2 separate regions of the Homo sapiens genome follow, and region 2 is linked to region 1. A link is an interaction called in ENCODE POLR2A ChIA-PET data of the cell type or tissue named here. Cell type or tissue: B cell. All regions are shown on one strand. Links, peaks and the distances in the headings refer to the core of each region. The heading gives the core; the rest is flanking DNA.

Evidence for each region. ChIA-PET counts read pairs that join two places held together with the same protein. Peaks named below come from ENCODE experiments on the same cell type or tissue, not always from the same donor. Only the 100,000 strongest peaks of a DNase experiment are listed, where the experiment ranks them.
Region 2: POLR2A ChIA-PET joins it to region 1 with 5 read pairs; 2 of 35 experiments call an interaction of 5 or more read pairs at or near these places.

The regions. Positions count from the first base shown.
Region 1 is chr10:124,314,627-124,319,019 of GRCh38, reverse strand. No RefSeq gene overlaps it. Among named protein-coding and RNA genes, the nearest start is that of OAT, 100 kb to the left of the region's middle. In B cell, for the core only: no CTCF peak of the experiment used is centred there; no DNase peak of the experiment used is centred there.
Region 2 is chr10:124,684,762-124,689,154 of GRCh38, reverse strand. All of the region lies in intron 3 of FAM53B (family with sequence similarity 53 member B), which reads left to right. Among named protein-coding and RNA genes, the nearest start is that of FAM53B-AS1, 17 kb to the left of the region's middle. RefSeq lists enhancers at 173-252, 880-1,381, 1,955-2,034, 2,879-3,850. In B cell, for the core only: a CTCF peak has its summit at 3,741 (motif pointing right); DNase peaks (open chromatin) are centred at 1,914 and 3,754; H3K4me3 peaks cover 337 bases; H3K27ac peaks cover 4,000 bases.

The DNA of each region.
Region 1 (4,393 bases), core at 290-4,289:
CCTGACAGCATGGTGGCTTCCGGGTAGCTGGACTTTAATGGATGCCCGGGCTCCAAAGGCGAGGATACCAGCTAACAATGTGGAAGGCAGACACCTTTTATGCCTTAGCCTTGGAAGTCACGCTGCGTCACTCCTGCTGTATTCTGTCCATCCCAGGCCAGGGACAAGCCCTCTGCTCCCCAGAGATTCAAGGGAAGGGAATTAGATTCCACTTGGTGGGAGAGTGGTGAGGTTCCCAATGAGCATGTGTGGGAAAAGTGCACTGTGGTCACCTTTGGAAAATAGAATCCGCCACACACTGTCTCACCTGGTCCCCACAATAATCCAGTGTCGGTACTATTATTATCCCCAGTTTGCAGATGAGAAAACTGAGGCTCAACTAGTTGGTCATGGGCGCAAGGCAGCATAGTGAGTGGATGTTGGAACTGAGTCTGGCTCTAAAGCCTGTGCTTTAACCAGGGCCCTCTACTGCCTTTTACAGAGTGCCTTTTCGTACTTGTTTGCTGGCTCACTGGACTTCCAGCTCCTCCCTTTCAGCTTCCTGCTCTGTCTGCACTTTAGCCATCCACTGTCCAAGAAGCATCTGCGCTTCTCAGTGTCTCTCCTTGCTCTGTCGGGGGTCCCTGTCAGTTCTGGGAGTGGCTGATGCCTAGGCTGCCTCCTGCCCCATGAAGGCACCTGTAAAACGTGGCCATGTGGGCATGGCCCAGAGAATGGGAGGCGGGCAGAGCCCTGACTTCGAGCCCAGGTGGGGTTTGGAGGCCGTGCGAGAGGTGGAAGCAGCGGCTCAATGTAGGCTTCCAAGGCCATGCAGCGTCTCCGTGCTAAAAACAGGATTAGGTTGCGTTCCCTAATCCCGAAGTGACGGAAGTGAAAATGTGTGGACAGGTGGGGTGCGGTGGCTCACTCCTGTAATCTCCCAGCACCTTGGGAGGCCAAGGCGGGCAGATTACCTGAGGTCAGGAGTTCGAGACCAGCCTGGCCAACATGGTGACAGGGTGTCACCCTGTCACTACTAAAAATACAAAAATTAGCCAGGCATGGTGGCACGCACCTGTAATCCCAGCTATTCAGGAGGCTGAGGCAGGAGAATCGCTTGAGCCCAGGAGGCGGAGGTTACAGTGACATGAGATCACGCTGCTGCACTCCAACCTGGGCAACAGAGCAAGACTCTGTCTGTCTGTCTGTCTGTCTCTCTCTCTCTCTATATATGTCCAAGAAGCATCTGCACTTCTCAGTGTCTCTCCTTGCTCTGTCGGGGGTCCCTGTCAGTTCTGGGAGTGGCTGATGCTCAGACTGCCTCCTGCCCAAGCATATGTATACACACACACACACACACACACACACACACACACATATAGATACACACATACACACACATATATATAGAAAAAAATATATAAAATAAATATATAATATATATTATATATGTATATATATTATACATGTATGTGTATATATACACACACACATATATATAAAAATGTGTGACCACTGCCCTCTCTGCTACAAACACAGATCAAGTTTGAAGGTGCCTAGCCGGCAGACAACTGAAATCCTGAGAGGATGGAGATGGGGGTCAGATCTCTGCACTTCAAAAGACATTTGTTTTCTGTGCTACAAAAAGGATTATTACGTGAGTATTTGCAGCCCTGTTTCCACCTCTGACCCTCCTCCCAGCCCACTCAAAATTCTCCCTTTGCCCACTGGCATTATCCTCCTGTGGAAGGACCCATTCTGGGAGCAGGGTTCTGTGAGAGGTTTTTGTATTTTTATTCACATATAAAATACACTTGTGGTACGTGTTGATGGACAAAATACCCACTAGCAGGAGAATGGAGGATGGGTGTCACACAAACTACAGGACGCTCCATGAAATCTGAACTTCAGATACACAAAGAATACTTCCCAGGGTGAGTATGTTCCACAATTGTAAAAGCTCATGTGTCCTAAGCATACAGCTTGACAAATTTTTACAAAGTGTGACCAGCCCCCGGATCAAGAGACAGAATATTCCAGGCTCCCAAAATGCCCCTTACGTCTCTTTCCAGTAACTACCCATCCCGCCCATTCGCTTGACTTCTGACAGCGTGGATGAGTTTTGCCTGTATTTGGAAGATCACATACATGGCACCACCCGATTTGTGTAATTTTGTGTCTGGCTTCTTCTGCTCATCCTTATGTCTGTGAGAATCATCCGTGTTGTGCCCAGCAGTTGCTCATTTTGGGTAATATTGCTGTATGGGACCTGCTTATACTACAAAAATTATTGTTGGCTTTCTGAAATTCAAATTTAATGGGGCATCCTGTATTTTATCTGGCAATTGTATTCCATTCTCCTGTTGATGGACGTTTCGTAGTTTTCAGTTTGGGGCTATTTTTAATAAAGCTGTTATGAATATTCTAGTACATATCTTATGGTGAGCATATGGACTCATTTCTTTTGGGCATTTACCTAGGAGTGAAGTTTCTGGGTCATCAGGAACACATATGTTCAGCTCAGTATATCCTGCCAGACGCTGTTCTAAATGGGACCAATTTATACTCCACCGGCAGCCTGTGAAAGGTCCAGTTGCTCTACATCCTTGTGGATCTTGGCATTTTTCTATCTTTTTCATTTTAGCTGTTCTGCTGGGGTGTTCTGTTTTAACTTCATTGCTGTTTATCACTGATGATTTGTGGAGTTGAGTACCTTGTCCCATGCTTAGTGGCCCTTTGGGTCTCCTCTCTCAGGAAGGGCCTGTTCCAGCATGGTGCCCGTTGTTTGCTTGCTGTTGTTATTATTTTCTTGTGACCAGGTCTTGCTACATTGCCCAAGCTGGACTCAAACTCCTGGGCTCAAGTGATCCTCCTTTTCAGCCTGCCTAGTAGCTGGGATTGTAGACCACTGTGCCCAGTCGGCTCATGGTTTTCTAGGAATGTCTGCCTTTTAAGAAATTGCTTTGTAGGCATTTCTTATATGGTCTGGATACAAGTTATTTGTCAGATATACGTCAAATATCTTCTCTAGGGGAGAGTTTTGGAGAAGAGCTGAGAGAGAACTTCTGGTTAGTTGTGGGTCTTGCAGGTAACTTAGAGGAGGAATTGGGTGGGAAGAGGAGTAGTAAGAAGCGCGGTGGGTAATGAATTGCATGTCCTCTAATGGCCTTTGAGAGGCACAAGTGAAGACCAAAGTGTGTTTCCTTTGGCTGCCTTCTTCATTCTGAGAATGAATCATTTGGGGCCCTGTGGTATATTCAGATCTGACATGAGGGTGTGGATGGGTTTCCCTGTATTGAGCTTATCATGCATCTTAAGCTGGAAAGCACTTCCTAAAAACGTGTATATGTCTCCACACAGATGCTATTGCATATTTCTGTACTCTGAGGGCAGAGGTCACCCTTAAGGGAATGGAGATCCCTATTTTTCATACAGGTACAAATATCTAAGAACAGACATTAGATAAGAGTAAAATGTTTAGTATTTGAACACCAGTGGACTAAAAGTTACACTTAATTCATAAATCAAGACTGCACAGCAGATGATATTTATGGCAATTCTTGCTGGAGGAAATATTAAAATTTGTAAGAATTTTAAATGCTGTAACATAAAATGCTACAATCTCTGGTCATAATTGATGACTTCCTCTTAGATGTATTGAATAAATTAATTTCATTGCTCTACAGATGACATTAATATGCTTTTATAATTAATTTAGTTCTGAGAGCTGCTTTGGGTGCCAGGATTTTATTGGAGGGAGAAAATGGCTTAAAGAAGAAGGTGAGATGTGAAGAATAATTTTGAAATCAAATAAAGAATAACATTTTAATAGGAAGTAGCATGTTTGGCATGACCCTGTTGTAAAAGAAAATACACCAGGAAATTGCTCAGAGGCAGATATTAAGGTCTTGAATGTGTGCATGTTTCTGATATTGCTGCATTTTCATTGGGATTCTGTATTTGTTTGTTCTCATGCTGCTAATAAAGACACACGTGAGCCTGGCTCATTTATAAAGGAAAGAGGTTTAACTGACTCACAATTCAGCATGTCTGGGGAGGCTTCAGGAAACTTACAATCATGGCAGAAGGGGGGGCAAACACATCCTTCTTCACATGGCGGCAGGAGACAGAATGAGAGCCAAGTGAAGGCGGAAGCCCCTGAAAACCATCAGGTCTTGTGAGAACTAACTCACTATCATGAGAACAGGGTGGGGGAAACTGCCCCCATGATTCAATTATCTCCACCTGCTCCCTCCCAAAACACGTGGGGATTATGGAAACTATGATTCCAGATGAGATTTGGGTGGGGACACAGCCAAATCATATCAGATCTTCATGTCCTAGTCTGTGGGGTAAGAATGGAGTATTGTAGAAAGCCTCCCTCTCTGGTGGGGGTTATGGAGCTATCTCAGAA
Region 2 (4,393 bases), core at 211-4,210, 370 kb before region 1:
TCTTTGTGGCCCTGAGGCCAAGTTAGCACAACCCAACCTACAGGGCAGGGGAGAGATACTCATTGTCAGCACAAGTAGATAGGTGTGAAATGTAAGAATGAGTCAGCTGGTTGTGATCTGACAGCAGGCTTGCTAATCGGGGCATTTCGTATCTTGGTCTGTACTTGAGGTGCTTAACCTTTTCTGGAAACCACATTCTGTACTTATGTGACCATAAGGCACCATCGAAAACATAGCACAGAGCTCTCTAGGGCTATAAAGCTCCTCTATCTTTTGAAAATATGAAGGTTTATAGTCCCCCAAGAATCTGGAGCCCTGGGAATTTTCCTTCAAATTTAAGGGTAGGAATGGAAATAAGAACATTTGAGGTCAAATGCCATTCGTATTCCTCTGAGTGTTTTTCTTGCTTCAAGCTCTAGGATCTGTGCACACAGCAGTCTTCTGCCCTTCTTAGTCAAACGGTGGCAGGACCAGAGCCTTGTGAGTGCGAATTTGGGAATTTGAGTCCTTGTCTCTGCATATGTAGGCAACTCATTCTCCTGTTCTTTGTGGCATAGTCAAAAGTCAGAAACTGCAAGCTCAGTCATCAAACCTCAGCTTTGGAAGAGACCTTGCTTACCTAGTCTGTCCAAGACTGTGAGAGAACTGGGCCCAGGGATGCTTGTGTGTTCACCCTCCCATCTGCAGGCAAAGGCTCTTGTGTGTTTACGCTACACACAAATGCACACGCTCTCGTGTGTATCATTTCAGACTTGTGAAGATAATGCTCAGTGGGGACGTGGAGAAGCTTTACATGCCCTAAAGGCTAAAGCAACAGGCGCAGCATAGAACTGAATGGGCTGGTGCCATGCTCTCAGGCTGTGGGCCATCGCGCTCTGCTCAGGTCTGCCAGGGGCTTGGTGTCAGGCTGCAGATGGATGGGGGGCCCTTCTGCGTATCTTTAGGACACAGCTGATGGGCCCTTGCGTGTTCTCAGGGAGAAAGTGGGAGGCTTCACACTCATCTTGTTCATAGGAGTGAGTTAGCTTCTAAGGCCTTTGCTAGTGGCTGTCCATCAAGAGCATGTTGTGTAGCTTGAGAAGGAAGCCCTGAGGGTCCCCATCCTGTCCTGTGAAACCTCTGATGGGTGAAGTGATCCTTCTCCATACTTCTTCCTGGAATTAGCCCAAACCAAAACATAAACACCAACTTTCAGTGTTGTTATGAATTCAAATTTGTAGAGACCAGAATTGTCAACCCTCCTGAAGCTTCTGGGCAGTGGTGCTGGATGGTCTGGATGGGCCGCCATTCGGACAGATGTTTGAGAACTCAGTTCTCCATGTCATCTGCTTTCCAGAACAGCATTTCTCAACATTTTTGCATTGAAATAACCTGGGGAGCTTATTAAGATGCAAATGCCTACCCAGAGAGACTCTGATTTACCAAGTCAGAGACGGGGTCTAGAAACCTGCATTTTAACAAACACCCCCAAAGGATGCTCCTGTAGGTGGCCCAGAAGTCACACTTTGAGAAATCCTAGTCAGAGAAGCCAGGTTTCCATTCCAGCCGGATTCCACAGAGGCTGGCACCCTGTTGCAGCTCTGGCTGAGTCAAGCCTCAGCTAGGAGAGCGTTTTCCAGTACCGTTAATTATCCTTATGATGACTGCTGTTTTTGAGAGCCTACTCTATGCCCTGTATGAGATGCCTATTTAATTCTCATAATAGCTACGAGGAACTGAGTAACTTACAGAGCTGAGGTTTGAACCCAGGTCCTTGCCCTTTCCACTACACCAAGTGACTGTTGCTCAGTAGACTCCTACATCCATGACAATTGTGACTTGAAAGAGTTATAGTTGTTTGTGCAGAAGTGATATTGAATGGAGGGGGCGGGGGCACCCTGTATCCTCTTCTCGGAGGCCTACCGAGGCCCTTTGTATGGTGTGACGTCAGGGCCTAGCGCTTGGGGCAGTTTGCCATGAAAAATTAGCTTCTATTCCTGTTTCTTTTGTCTGGTGATCTGACCCAACAAATCGCTTTCTGTTCCCTGAGCGAATGGGGAAAACACAGGGCTAAACATAGCCTTGATTGTTTTTACTTTTCTCGTATTGTACTTCTCAAAGCGATAAAGATAGAAACAATTACAATATTATCTGCCTGCAGACTGAGCAAGTGGTCACCTGGCTGGTGTTGATACACAATAGCAGTGCTTTGCTTTTCCAAAGTATTTTAGACGTGACTCTGTCAACCCCATCTCCTTGCTGAGTCACACATGGCCACATGGCCCAGGTAGGGCAGACGGTTCAGGGCACAGTCCTGGTTGGACTTACCTGGCCAAGGAAGACTCACCTTTGCCAAGGACAAAAGACAGGTGAGTCCCAGAGAACACCGCATCCTCTTGTAGCTTTTATCTGCAGTTTGCAATCCACTACCTCATTCATGCACCACCAACTAAGGTCTGCTGTGTGCCCTGCTCTGTGCTAGGCACTGGGGAGCCACACTGGGGCTATGCTTGAGAGTCTGTGGCTTAGGAGGAGAAGTAGATGTGTACGCAGATCAGTAATTAAAGTTCAGGTACATACGTGCTGTACGATCACAGAGCTAGGAGAAAGGTGTATCTTCAGAGGAGCTTTGAGTTGGCTTTTTAAATGAGGAGACTCTTGGTGAAAGGAAGATAAAGGCAGGAAAAGAACGGTCCAGGCCTTTGCAAAGGTGTGGAATGTTCTTTGCAAAGGAGTGAAAGAGCTGATGTTTGGGGGAAGCTGCAACTTCTCTTCACAGTTAAAAACTGACTCTTCGAATCTTCCCTACGACAAAGAAATCTTATAGGCCTTAGAGGCTTACTCTGTAACACAGAAGGAGTAGGTCCTGTAGGAATTCATCACCCAGCTCTGATGCCCCTGGGTTTTGGTAGTTACCTCAAGGCCCAGCAAGCTGGACTTCCAGCCTTTCTGCATATAGATCTTATCTGTGCTTGTTCCTGCAGTCTAGTTATTAAACTTTAGTTTTATAAAGAATCGCTGGTGCATAAGAATTACCCTTTTGGGTTGTCTACACAAAGCTGGGGGGAGGAGTTGTACTTTGTGGGCTGGTTCAGGAATTCTTCAAGGATGGTTTTGACTCTATATGATTCTTTTCTGACCTCCACTGTCGTAGGAGGTTTGATACCTGGAGTGTAGGGTTTGTTGTGGGGAATGATGTGGAGATGGGCCCGGGTGCCAGTCTGAAATGCTTGTCTTCTTTCCCGGAAACAGTGGCTGACAGCTGAAGCGAATGGGCCACAATAGGTGGGGGCTTCAGAAAGTTCTCTAGAGGCAGTGAGGAGGTAGGCCTGGAGTAGGGAGGCCCTGAGGGGTCCCTTCAAGAAGCACCAAGATCGCAGGCTGGCCATGGGAAAGGAAGGCAGATGGGAGGGATGGTGTGTTCCTATTTAGCTGGCTCCCGATTCCCCTTTTGGAAGTGATTTCCCTAGAGATGGGGAAGATTCCAGGCCAGTGGTGCAAAAATGGAACAGAAAATGGTATCCTCTGAGAGTGGGATCAACTCCTTTTCATGTCACGGGTTTCCCCGAGGCCTGGCGGAGACGCAGTCTGTAGTATGTCTCAGGCTCCGTGAGCACCGGCCACCCTCGCTGCTCTGTGCCAAGCCCATTGGTTTCTTCCTCAGCCGGCCACATTCCTGGCCCATCTGGTGCCTCAGTGCCTTGTCTCAAAAGAGAAGTTAGTGGCCAGCATTTTGTATGGCAACTTCCTGAAAACCCAGAGGAGCCAACCCAGCAGAGGGCGGGCTGTGGGCCCCCGCTCCGACCCTGGCTCACTTCCTGAGTTAAGCAAGGGCACAGCACCTGTGGGCTTGGCAGTCACATCCCCCACATATTCGATAATACATTTTTTCTCATAGGACATTTGGAGACTATAGAAGAACAAAAGAGAAAAAATAAATTAACCAACCAGCTGTCTGCCAATCCACTATTAACATTTCGGTTTATTTCTTTCTTACCTTTACATACAACAGACATATTTTGCTAAATAGGAATCACACCCTCTATACAGTTTTATATCCTGTTTCTTCATGCTCAGCTTTATATTGTTAGCATTTCCCCACATCATTTAATATTCTTTGAAACTCTGCTTCTTCATGCTCCATGTTATTCCTTGATAATTTATTTAACCGGCCCCTACTGTAAGACGTTTTAACTATGTTTACCATTTTGCTGTCACTCATCATTTTGATGAACATCATCATACATAAATCTTCACTTTTTTCTTAGGATAACTTTCTGTTTTCTTTTAAATCAGATAACTGGGATAGTTGTGACTGTGTCAACAAGAGTTTCTATTTCCTTTAATTTTACTTTATAGCTGGTCACGGTGGCTCATGCCTGTAATCCCAGCACTTTGGGAGGCCAAGGTGGGT